Linked DNA regions of Mus musculus: regions 1 and 2 are each linked to region 3. Evidence: chromatin loops called from intact Hi-C (ENCODE). Cell type or tissue: heart. All regions are shown on one strand.

Evidence for each region. A loop is a pair of places that touch in the nucleus more often than their neighbours do. Peaks named below come from ENCODE experiments on the same cell type or tissue, not always from the same donor. Only the 100,000 strongest peaks of a DNase experiment are listed, where the experiment ranks them.
Region 1: a loop joins it to region 3, with 2.6 times the contacts of the local background. A loop is called at or near these places in 16 of 42 quality-filtered maps.
Region 2: it touches region 3 in a loop (2.5-fold over the local background); 17 of 42 quality-filtered maps call a loop at or near these places.

Annotation. Positions count from the first base shown.
Region 1 is chr8:13,870,897-13,874,896 of GRCm38, reverse strand. All of the region lies in intron 1 of Champ1 (chromosome alignment maintaining phosphoprotein 1), which reads right to left. Among named protein-coding and RNA genes, the nearest start is that of Champ1, 3.3 kb to the right of the region's middle. In heart, a CTCF peak has its summit at 1,944; no DNase peak of the experiment used is centred here.
Region 2 is chr8:13,885,668-13,889,667 of GRCm38, reverse strand. Coprs (coordinator of PRMT5, differentiation stimulator) reads left to right here. Exons shown (of 4, transcript NM_025556.3): 2 at 1,842-1,908; 3 at 3,787-4,000. Among named protein-coding and RNA genes, the nearest start is that of Coprs, 2.6 kb to the left of the region's middle. In heart, CTCF peaks have their summits at 471 and 1,657; no DNase peak of the experiment used is centred here; H3K4me3 peaks cover 506 bases; H3K27ac peaks cover 188 bases.
Region 3 is chr8:13,784,052-13,788,051 of GRCm38, reverse strand. It overlaps Upf3a (UPF3 regulator of nonsense transcripts homolog A (yeast)), which reads right to left and starts at 2,437. Exons shown (of 9, transcript NM_025924.2): 1 at 2,168-2,437; 2 at 1,799-1,905; 3 at 581-687. The coding sequence starts at 2,368. It overlaps Gm46032 (a long non-coding RNA gene), which reads left to right and starts at 2,996. Exons shown (of 2, transcript XR_001778519.2): 1 at 2,996-4,000. In heart, CTCF peaks have their summits at 1,830 (motif pointing right) and 2,511 (motif pointing right); DNase peaks (open chromatin) are centred at 2,151 and 2,451; H3K4me3 peaks cover 1,941 bases; H3K27ac peaks cover 1,712 bases.

The DNA.
Region 1 (4,000 bases), 87 kb before region 3:
ACACAGTAAGACTGTGTCTCTAAAAATAAATCTTACTTCCCATTAAAGGATAACTCTACTACTTAGTGCTACATCCATTCCAGTAGTGACAAGCACAACAGGTCCCCGAAAACCTGGGCACTGTCCCGAGGCAAAAAAGTTCACGGAAACTTAGTCTCCTGGAATTGTGGCATCCTGTATAACGAATACTCCAATGTCCTTGCTTTAGTTGGTAAACGGATCTGTGTGCTTTCCCTTAATATTGCTTTATTATAAGTGCCTCTATTTGACATATAGCTAAGTTAGATTCTAGGCAGTCCTTGATCCGACCTTGGGCATGGATAGCTAAGTCACTGCCCTACACAGAAATTTACCATTATCTAGGAAGAAGGAAGTTTGTGACCTAAAGAGGAACCAGAGTAGATACTTAGAACTATAGATAGCTGAGTTATACCCATACACAGTATTTACAATGGCCTAGGGGGAAGGTGGACTATACAATAGACTAGAGTAGGAGCTATGGCAAGGGCCCTTGCCCCTGGCTTCTAAGATTAAGTGGACCTTAGGTAGAGCTGTTTTTGATCCCAGTTGTTAACATTGAATTTTATCCCAGTTGGTTCCTGCCAGTCCTTCCATGTTTGAATTCCTGTTTTGTGTAAGAATCCAGTAACCTCATTGTACCTTGCCAGCGTGTCACCTAACTTCCCTATTTTCATCTGTATTAAAAAGTATGATGCTCGGGCTGGTGAGATGGCTCAGTGGGTAAGAGCACCCGACTGCTCTTCCGAAGGTCCAGAGTTCAAATCCCAGCAACCACATGGTGGCTCACAACCATCCGTAACAAGATCTGACTCCCTCTTCTGGTGTGTCTGAAGACAGCTACAGTGTACTTACATATAATAATAAATAAATCTTAAAAAAAAAAAGTATGATGCTCATTTTGACAAATTACATTCAGATCCACACTCCCTTGTGTCGAGTCTGTTTGTCACTCCACTTTCCCTGACTTCTTTGCCCACCTGTAACCGGAACCCTTTTGCCCGTGGATCGAGAACCCAAGTGAGGTTTGTCTGGGACAATTTAGCAAAAGTACTGGCCACTGCTGAACACATGTATGATGGAGGCAATGGTGCAACCATACTCACATTCTTTCTGAGCCCTCAGTGAGCAGCACAGATTGCAGCTTCTAAAAATTACAGGATCACCCTTATTTCAAAATCAGTGAACACAAGAATAACATTTTAAATTCTGTAAGTCCTATTTTATTAGGACTTATATATTAAATATATTATATATTATATAATACATTATTACTAGTATTGCTGTTTTGTCTCACTAGGTACCCAGGACTGTCCTGGAGCTTGCCATGTAGACCAGGCTGGCCTTGAACTCATGGGACTCTCCCTTCTTCTGGTTCTCAAGAGATGGAACTAAAGAAAGGTGGTTTTTTTCCTCTGTACAGTCCATTTTGTTACCCAACAGGCAACCCATCCACCCTTTAGAGGGGTCACCCTAAAGCACAGGCAGTCCTTCCTTTCAATTCCCTCAAACCTAGTCAGATGCATAGTCAGCATCCTAGTTACCCCAGACAGCTCAGCTCTCATAGAGCCAGGTTCACCCCTGTAGCCCTTTCCTGTCCCTGGCACTGTGTGCTCAGAAAGTACTTGATCAGTCCTCAGATTGCTCTGTGACGACGCAGACTTTATAAGCAAAGGAGACCTGTGTGCTCGTGTCAAGACATCAAGAGCTGGAAAGGGGGTGAGAAGCCCAAGGTCATCCTCAGCTGCACACTGTGTTCCAGGCCTGGGACACAGAAAAGCTGTCTCAGAAATAAAGCACCAAAAACCCCAGCTGAGAAAACTCAGCCCTAACAGGATCTGCTTAACATCAGGCAAAAAAGCAGAGCCTGGCAAAGGACAGACGCAGACACAGCAGAGGAAAGCCAGCACAATCAGCTGAGGACCCCTAGCGAGCATCTGTAATCCACACATCAACTGCATCAACTGTAGGGCAGCCCTACAGTTTCCAAGAATGCTCTGTTGAGTGTGTGCTGCTACTGAGATGAAAGTGAATAAATAATAAATAAATGAAAAACAAACAAACAAACTTGCAGGTAGATCGCCCACCTCATTCTGCCAAGGGGAGATTACAGGTGTGTACCACCATGTCAAGTAATCCATTACAGCTATCTTACTATTAAACTTTTTTTTTTAATTCTTTTTTTTTTTTTTTTGTTTTTTGTTTTTTTAAGATAGTGCTTCTCCATGTAGCCCTAAATATCCTGGAACTCTCTCTGTACACCAGGCTGGCCTTGAACTCAGAGATCTGCCTGTCTCTGCCTCCCAAAGCATATGCCGCCACCACCACCCAGTAGATAAAAATACTTTTAAGGGTCTTTGTAAGAGGTGTAGTTTAATGGAATTGCACTTGCCTGGCATGGGTAAGGCCAAGGGCCTGACTCAATTATTAGCAATAGAAAGAATGGAGGCAGGGTATCGGAGCAAGCTGGGAAAATACGTAAAGCACACCATGTTGACAAGCAGTATTTAAACATTATCACTTATGAATATCAATATGTCACAAAGGGAAACTATGGGTAATACAGAAAAGTCTTACTTTTTTAGATTTATTTATGTGTGAGTATTTTGAACACATTTATGTCTGTGCACAGTGTGTGCCTGGTGCTCATGAAGGTCAGAAGAGGGCATTGGATTCCTTCAACTGAGGCTACAGACGATTGTGAGCCACCAAGTAGGTGGTGAGAATTAAACCTGGGTTCTCTACAGCAACAAAAAGATCTCTTAGCGGCTGAGCCAGCTCTCCAGCCCCAGAACATTTTATAAAATGCTTTATCATGAATTGGAACAAAGTGTTTGTCAGCAGTACCACACACTGAGAAGCTAGCAATCAATACAAGACCAGAAGGACTAAGAGCTCAACCTCTTTGTTTTACAATAGAGAAAAATGCTCAGAGTAACTCTTCTTTTCAAATTTTATAAGCATTTTTGAGGTTTTTCTTTTCAATTAAAAAAAATAGTTTTCATACAGTATAGTCTGATCACTTCCTATCCCTCACTCTTCCCAGATCCTTCCCACCAACCCAAGTCCATGCCCTTTCTTGAAAGTAATTCTTCAAGGGCTTGACTCTTGAGTCTTTGCTGAACAATGTGCCTAGACTCCAGTGTGGATTCCAGCACTTCTAACACTAACTGTAAAAAGACTCTAAAAGTCTGCGCGCTGGTCCCTGGTGCACTCTGGCATCCGCACCTACTCCCTCCCACTTTCTTCCTGGAGACCTAATACTAGTTATGGACAGTCCTGCTTTGTTTCTTGACACAGGGTCTCTAGGCCGTCCTAGCTGTCCTGGAACTCATCATGTAGACCAGGCTGGCCTCCAACTCACAGAGCACCACTTTCCCCTGCCTCCCGAGTTCTTGGACGAAAGGCATCGAGTCACCATACCTGGTCTTGATAGTCCCTTAAAAATACACTTTGATATATGTTTTATGTTAAAACTCCAACACAGAACATGTGTGAGCTTAGTGGATATGTAAGCTACACTAGTTGCCAACTTAACACACCTGGGATACAGGAACCTCACCTGAAGAACTGTCTCCATCATAGTGATTTAATAGGCATCTGTGGAGCATTTTCTTGATTTATGATTGATGTGGGAAGCACAGCCCACGGTAGCAGGTACTGTCCCTAGGTGTGTAGGCCTTTGCTGTATAAGAAAGGGAACTGAATTGTGAGTTTGGGAACAAGCTAGAACACAGCTCTACTCTGTGTTTTCTGCTTGAGTTCCTGCCCTTAATTCCCTCAACAATGGACTATAACCTGTAAGATGAGATTGATCCTTTCCTCCCCACAGGTGTTTTTTGATCACAGCAACAGAAAGCAACCTAGGATGTTGGCACTATTAGTCTACGTATATACTAATAAGACTGTTCTTTCTTTTTTTAAAAAAAGATTCATTATTATACATAAGTACACTGTAGCTGTCTTCAGACACCCCAGAAGA
Region 2 (4,000 bases), 100 kb before region 3:
TCCCCATGACCTGCCCGTATTGCATCCACCTACTGCGAGCTTCTTGACTGTAGACATCCTGTTTCCCAGAAGCCGCACCTATGCCTGGTGTATCCTAATTGGATGAATGAATAGAACGCTTACCAGAGCCTCAGTGATGGTACTTGAAGCTGCTATTCAAGTACCAATAGATTTGCAAAGAAAATCACTTTTGCAAAATAGGAGAGTGATGTTGTTAGGGCGGATCTGGAAAGGATGTTCTTGGGTGAGAGGGTAGGCCCAGCAAAGGTCTGGATATGAGAAAGGGCAAGGCAAATGGCCTTGGAGCTTGGGTCGGAGAGCAGGCTTCTTACAGAAAGGAACGTGAGAGTCAATATGAATGGCATTGCTGGTCTGTGATGGCAGTGGAGGGCTCGCGAAGCTTTTAAGTGGAAGGGTGAGCAGGAGTAGGGAGATAGGCGTGAGGTTCAAGTAAGAGGTCCAGCACCATAGGGGGCAGCAGTGGTCTGTGGTTATCACGGACTACAGGAGATAGAGTCATTAAAGCTCAGGGGTGACTAGATAATGAACGGTAATTAGGGTGAGTGCTAAGTACAGTTTATTTACATGCAGGATGAAGGCTGGAAAGACAGCCATGGTGGTCTTACAGAGTTTGGCTTGGCTCTTAGCACCCACAACAGATGTCTCAGCCCTCTGCAACTCCCTCTCCAGGGGATCCTCCTGGTATATTCACACACACACAAATATACACAAATAAAATAAATATTGCAATTTAAGTCAAAGAAGTGTTACTTCTTGCAGTCTAACAGGTGGTTTTGTTATTATTGTTGGCTTTATTGTAATATTTTTGAGACAGGGTCTCATGTAGCCCAGGAGCTGGGCTCACTCTGTGGCCAGGACTTCTGATCCTCCTGCACCTATCTCCTAAATGCTCAGATTACAGAGTGGCCCACCATGCCTGGTTTTATGTAGTGTTGGAAAAATCAGTGTGTAGCTTTGTGTACACTAGGCAGACACTTGACCAACTGAGCTACGTCTCCAACATATGTTAGATGTTTTATAAATATCCTCCATCATACGACCCCTGCCAGATCAGAACAGCCATTCCAGTATCTAAAGGTCACAGCCTACGTGCATGGTGGGGCAACAACTGACATCAGCCTGATCATCCAAGCCCTGGACATTACTGTTTCCACTGCAGAGAGACCTTGGGGGGAGTAAAGTTTGGGGAACTTTGAGGCAACAGGCCGCAAAATTACCTGGTTGGCATTGGGGGGGGGGCGGGGTTAGGTATTCTTTCCAGTGTGTAGAACTCAGGCTGCTTCTCCCGTGGACCGCTGTGGAATGGCTGTGTTGGAAGGAGTTGTTAGACATAAAGACCTGAGAAGGGCAAAGGTGTGCAGAGAAGTTGCAGGTTCAGGAGACAACTATCAATCCTGGCCAGGAAAAAAGAGAAGTTAGAGCAGTTAAAGTGTTTTTGGACTTAGAGGAAAGAGTTTACACACAGACTTGAGGTTACAAGCCGAGACCAGGGAGCTGTCCCATCTGGCTCTAGGGTCTCTGAGCTTGGAGAAGTCCTGCTGCCCAGACTTCTGAAGAGGGCCTGGGGCTGAGAGCAAAACTGACAGCTGTGACAGCTGTCCATTGGGCACCGCAAAAGGGCACTCCCAGCGGTCAGAACGGAGAAGTGTTCCTGGGTGATGCCTGTAGCCTACAGGCCCTGTTCTGAGGCCTTGCCAGGTCCTCAGAAGGGTGTGCAAACTCTACATCGTGCAGGGCATTATGGGTGGGCGGGTTTGGAGCTTCAAAGCAGTGACATGTCCTACTACCCAAGTTCCTGGTAATTATTTCTTCTTCCACAGGCTGGCTTTGCCACAGCTGACCTCTCTGGTCGGGAGACGGAGACTGAGCTGGCCGTGGATCGACTAGGCAAGTAGACGGCAGAGACTGGGGCTGGGGTGGCCATTGGAAGAGATGGAGACAGCACAGTCCCGCTGTCTTGTCTATCTTCTCTTGCTAGCTGACCCACTTAGCCACTGAGTTACCTTCTTTGCCCACTGTCTCAGCGGGACTCTTGGTTTAGAAGCTTCGAGGAGGTACTGGATGACCGTGGACCCAAACCACCCCATTTCACTGGGAGGAAAAGCATCTAGTGTGTGTAGCTAGGAAGACTGTTTCAGTTTCAGACCCAGGTTGTAGTCCTTGGGCTTGCCTTTTTCATCTCTAGATGGCTTTATCTTTAAAGTAGGGTACTTCGTCGTGTTGAATGAGAAGATCTGTAATGACACTGCCACTGTGTAGCTCTGTGATGTACTGAGTTACACTGGGTAGCACTGGTCTATACAGCCTGGGTACAGACAGCATGGGTATGATCAGAGTAGGTGCTAAGTGTTTCAGGCACAGATCTGAGTGTTTCCTTTTTTCCCCCTAAATAAACTCACAACAATCTGAGGACTATTTCACCAATGAGAAACTTAAGGTACATAGTAAAGTCTTAAAATACAGCAAAAGATATAGACTTGGCTTTACCTGTTAACTATATTAACTATATGACCTGGCTCATTCCGCTCTGTGATAGTGTGTACAACTGTCACTGCTACCTCTAGGATGTTGTCACGACCCCAAAAGGAAGCCCTGTCTCTGGAGCACTCTCCACTCTTTAGTTCTCAAGCCCCTAACTACTGATAGCTCCCCACCCCTAATGAATTACCTGGTATGGACATGCAAGTGTGAATTCACAGTAAAGGAAATTTTGGTCTCTTACGTCCTGCTTCTTCCAGCTCAGCACATTTCCAGGGTCCATTCCTGTAGCAGCCTGCGTCAGCACCCCTCACCCACAAGACTGAGCACGCCCACCACCAGGTTTCCTGCACTTTGTGGATCATTTATCCCCTGGTGGCATTTGGTGGCTGAATGGTGCTGCAGTGAACATCTTTTCTTGTCTGAAGTGTGCACTGTTTGAAGCGGAGTTGCCAGAGCATGTGGTAATTCAGGGTTAGTTACCTTCAGTGTCAGACAGCTCAGAACAGATCTGACCTGAGGCAGTCTGTCTCCAGATTCCGTGCTCTCCACTGAATTGTGTTATAGCTGTGATGACAGTCTTAACACCATGGCTGTTCTCAGGCCACTTGCTTCCTTTCCTCAGACCTGGTATCACCATAGCAACCCATGTTTTGGAGGTCTACTGTCCTTCTGTAGGCTTTGTTACGTTACTGTGTGGCTTCCCTGAATTCAGGAGGAAGAACACGGGGACTGGACAGGCTCCGTTCTGTTTTCCTTTGTGCACTTGCATCTAACAAGCTTCAAAAGGAAAAGTGGGGCATGGGCTTGAATAGCGGAAGTACACTCTGCCAGAGGCCATTGGGTTCACTGTAAACGACCTGAAGATGTCCCCTTTATAAGCCGATACCCTCTGTACTGACTGAGTGGCCTTGTTTATGACAAAACATCTTGGAAAAAATGATCAACTTCATTTCTAAAATATAAACTAAATACTCCAGTCAGTAAGTGCTCACGTAATGAAAGAACTATCTGTAGATTTTTTATTGCTTCCTTAGAAAACGGCTATTAGAAAGTTTCTTTTTTTTTTTTTTTTTCCCCCCGAGACAGGGTTTCTCTGTGTAGCCCTGGCTGTCCTGGAACTCACTTTGTAGACCAGGCTAGCCTAGAACTCAGAAATCCGCAAAGTGCGTCTGCCTCCCGAGTGCTGGGATTAAAGGCGTGTGCCACCACGCCCGGCAGAAAGTTTCTAACCATATGAGCAGACCTCCAGTTTATCATTTTTAAAAACTGTCTGTCTGTTCATAGCCAGTGGAGCTCAGAGCATCCCTGCTGACATTCCTGCCCATGCCGAGGGCCCAAGTTCTGAGGAGGAAGGCTTTGCAGTGGAGAAGGAAGCTGATGGGGAGTTGTATGCCTGGGAGCTGTCAGAGGGTCCATCCTGCCCACCCATGGAACAGGCTGCAGATCTTTTTAATGAGGACTGGGACTTGGAGCTGAAAGCAGACCAAGGAAATCCTTA
Region 3 (4,000 bases):
CAACCTGATCTTCTGATTGTTGCCCTGACGGAGAAGGAACACCGTTCAGTTGGGGGAGGGGGATGGATGGAAACTGATGGATGGGGAGGGCAGAAAGCACTTCCTACAGAATGTTTACAAACCTTAAAAGCAGAAAATCTAACACAGGACAGTCGGACAGGACGGGGAAGGAGGAACGTAAGAAACGGATCCAGAAAGTTCAGGAGCAGAGTCCCTGAAGGGGAGACTGCGCCACAGGCTCCATGCCTGATATTCATGACCATACGCCCCTCCACCACGCTTTCAAGAAATGGCAATCATGGCCAGTGCTCTGGATCCCTGGCCTAAATATAAGTGTATGATATAGCCCAGAAAACTTTCATCAAACATCGTAAGATAACTTAGTTTTGGAACACAAGGTTCATTTATTGGGAAAAGGAGCCTGTGAGAACTTACTCCCCAGCAAGGTCACGATCCCTCCCGTTCTTATCTCATGGAAGGTCTGGGATGCTTTAGTTTATAAGCTCCGTCAGCACATGACGTGACAGTAAGAGTTTATGACCTTATTTTAGCTGTGAGAAGTTAACTGAAACTCACTGACCTTTATTGCCAATGAAGATATAGCCGTCAAAACGGTCTCTGAACAGCAGGATGTCATCAGGGTTCCTAAAATTAATGTATGCTCTGGAGTAGACATGAGGATAAAGGCTGAAACCGAGGCAACAGTGGTTAGTAAAACGGACGGCCCTTGATTCTGCCTTATCTCCTATGAATAAGCAAATACTTTTTCATGCCCGAGAATCACGTCTCAGTAAATTTTAACAATTTGGATATTCCTTAGCAAAAAAACAAAACAAAACAAAACACCCCGAAGATAAAGCAACCATTAACTGAAGCCTTAATTATCCAGGACCGCCTCTTCTGTACAGAGCCAAGGGTAAAATACTAGACTCCAGAAGTCACCATGCCATGGGTACTTTTAGAGCCATTTCTGGTACATCTGAACAAGAACGAGACTTGTCTAGGCTCCTTCATGGATGACATGCTGTATTTTGAATGGGTGTCAGACCACGTACCAAGGAAAAACTAAATCATTCTCCCCGTCTCACACACAACTCTTTTCACAGGTAGGAACGATTCCATTCCATTTCACAAAGAATACAGAAGTTTAGAGAAATCTGTTGTTCGTACAGAGGGTGCAAGTTACAAGCTGGGACCGGAATTGCACACCGAGTAATTGCACACTGTTCTTTTAGCCATTTTTCTAAACTTCAGCCACCTGAAAACCACCTGTGGTTTTTCAAAGGATACCCATTTAATTATTCATATTTTTATTAGAATAGACTTTAAAAAAAATAACAAAACAAAATTGGTATCCCAAAGGAAAGCGTATATGACACAAATGAGAAAGAATACCATAAAAGGATATAAAAATAAGTATCGTGGAAAACCCACGAATTCCTGTGGCACTGACATCTGCTGCTTAGGTCAGCCCTGCGTTGCTCGCATCCCCACAGGCAGGGAACCTTCTGGCTGGGTGGTGGTGCAAGCAATGAGAGATTCCACTTCTCAGGGCTCAGTTACTGGTCCCTCACTAGGGAAAACACTCCAGACTCAACGTGTGTAAGGGATGCAGTCCGGTTTTGCTCATCATACAGTTTATTAAAAGCTACGCCGAGGAAGGCATGGTAACGGGCTGACGAGGTGACTTGCCCGCTCCTAACGTGGGCGTGCACTGACAGCTGGGAGGGGACTGCAACTGCGAGCGCCCGCGGGGTCCTCCATCCTTCACCAGTGGGTGTCCCGCAGCAGCCCTCACCTGAGGTCCGCAGCCACCACCTCGAAGTAATCGTGCGCCGGCAGGGGGCGCAGTTGCTCTTCCAGCTGCTCTTTGGTGAGGCCCGGGGGCAGACGCCGGAGGACCACCTGGGATGACCATTGCGTTCACTCAGGTGCTGCCGCCCGCCACGCCCACTCAGCCTGAGGTTCCCCGGAGCTCGGGGGACCGCGGCTCCCCAGCTCCACCCCGACTCGCTAATCCTAGTCCAGACTGCTCGCAACAGCCCGCATCACTTCGGAGACTAGGCTCCGCCCCTGAGATGAACAACCCGCCCCGCCCTCCCCAAGCCCCGCCCACCGGGGGGCTTAGAAGCCGTCCTCTCGCGAGACTTGCGGGCCCCGCCCCCACCTTGCTCAGGGCTGTCCTCTTCTCCTCGCGAGGCTTGCCGGCCCCGCTCTCACTTAGGGTCGGGGCCGGAGGCGCCGCCGACTCCTTCCGCGGTGACTCGCGGCGGCAGTGGGTCTCTGAGCTCGATAGTTTCTCCCTCCAGCTCGGGCCCCGCGCAGCCAGGGCTGCGCCTAAGCCTCCGGCCCCCTCTTCCGAGCGCATCCCCACCGGCCGGCCGGCCGCCGCCACCTCCGCGAGAACGAAGCCTCGCGAGGACTAGGCAGCCCCTCCCTTGGAATTCGGTGTTCAGTGTCCCCTCCCCGGCCCTGACAGGGAAGGGGCGGTGCCAATGCTGGCCCGCGCCTGTAGGGGGCAGCGCGGCAGTTTTTAAAAGACAGCGGACGTCCTAGAACGGCGGCGACGGTGAAGGAGATCGGTGCTGCCAGCCACGCGGAGAGCAGATGCTCACTCCGGACGTCCCGTGCGCTGCTGACCTGCGGTGGGGACTGGGAGCCCCCGGTCCACCCGGAGTCACTGGGACAGTACCGAAAGTAAACCCGTCGCTCTCCTCGCCCCACTCTGCCCTCCGCCTCCCTCCTACACGTTTTCTCTGTTGAGACAGGGCTTTGTGTAGCCTTGATTGTCCTGGAACTCACTCTGTAGACCTGGCTCTCCTGGAGCTCAGAGATCCTCTGCCTCCTGGGATTAAAGGCGTCTGGCTTTTTATTTTTATTTTATTTGTAGCAGATATACGAACAATACAGTTTTCCCATGTGCTCAATGATGTATAGCACCATTCTCCCTACGTTAATGGTAAAGGAGAATGAGAGATTTTCAGAAATCGATCGTGGCACTCCTGAAATGTGACGTTTTAAATAAGCCAAAGACTCAAAACCGTTTAGGTCTGCGTCAAACAGGCCTCAAACATCGAGAGTTCTATAAAAGCCTGGGCAAGAGCGGTTTTCCAGTATTTCGTGTTGCAAAGAAAGCTAGGACTGAGCCCATCACTTGAACCAGCTCAGTTTGGAATAACCAGTTACACTGACCAGAAGTTCTGATAGCCTCTTAACCTTTATTAGGAAGAAAACACACGTGTGAGAGGCTGATAAAAATGTGGACGACGAGTTGTCAGGAAAAACCAACCCATACCCAGTTGTTAAGATAGTACAAGGTCGATGGATAGTAACTTCACAATGGAAGAAAGTTGGAACATTACAAGCTTGGAGCCAAAATTATCTCGGGCTGGCTTTTGCCCCCTTAAAGATAAAGCCATTGACTGTCCTCCTGTGTGCCTGACCCAACACCCTTTCACCTGTCTGGCAAACTGCTGGTTAGTTTATGTCAGCTTGACTCAAAATAGTCACTTGGTTGTGAAGAGGAAAGAGTTGAGGCATTATTTTCATCAGATTGGCCTGTGGAACAGTTTCTTGACTAATGGACGTGAAAGGGTCCCACAGCAGTTGGACCTTGCTTGTAATAAAGCCAATAAGCATTCTCTGTGGCCCTGCTAGTTCTTGCCTCCAAACTCCTACTTGAATTTCTTCTCTGATTTCCCTCACTGAGGGATGTGACCAGAGAGCTAGAAGAGGAACTAAATCTCTTCCTCCCACAAGTTGCTTTTGGTCAGTGTTCAGAGTGTAATGAGTTGTGGAAACATGAAAGATACCATTGAAAGAAGAGAGACATTATGAAGTATCAGAGGGATACCAGGGATGTTCTTGTGATATTTGGATTAAGAATCTACCTTTATTGGGACAAATAATGATGGTTAGCTGGGGATGAAGAATCAGTTGTGATTAATAAGACCAGCATCATCAAAGTGCAATTTTCTGGATATACTTCCTAAAGGTCAGC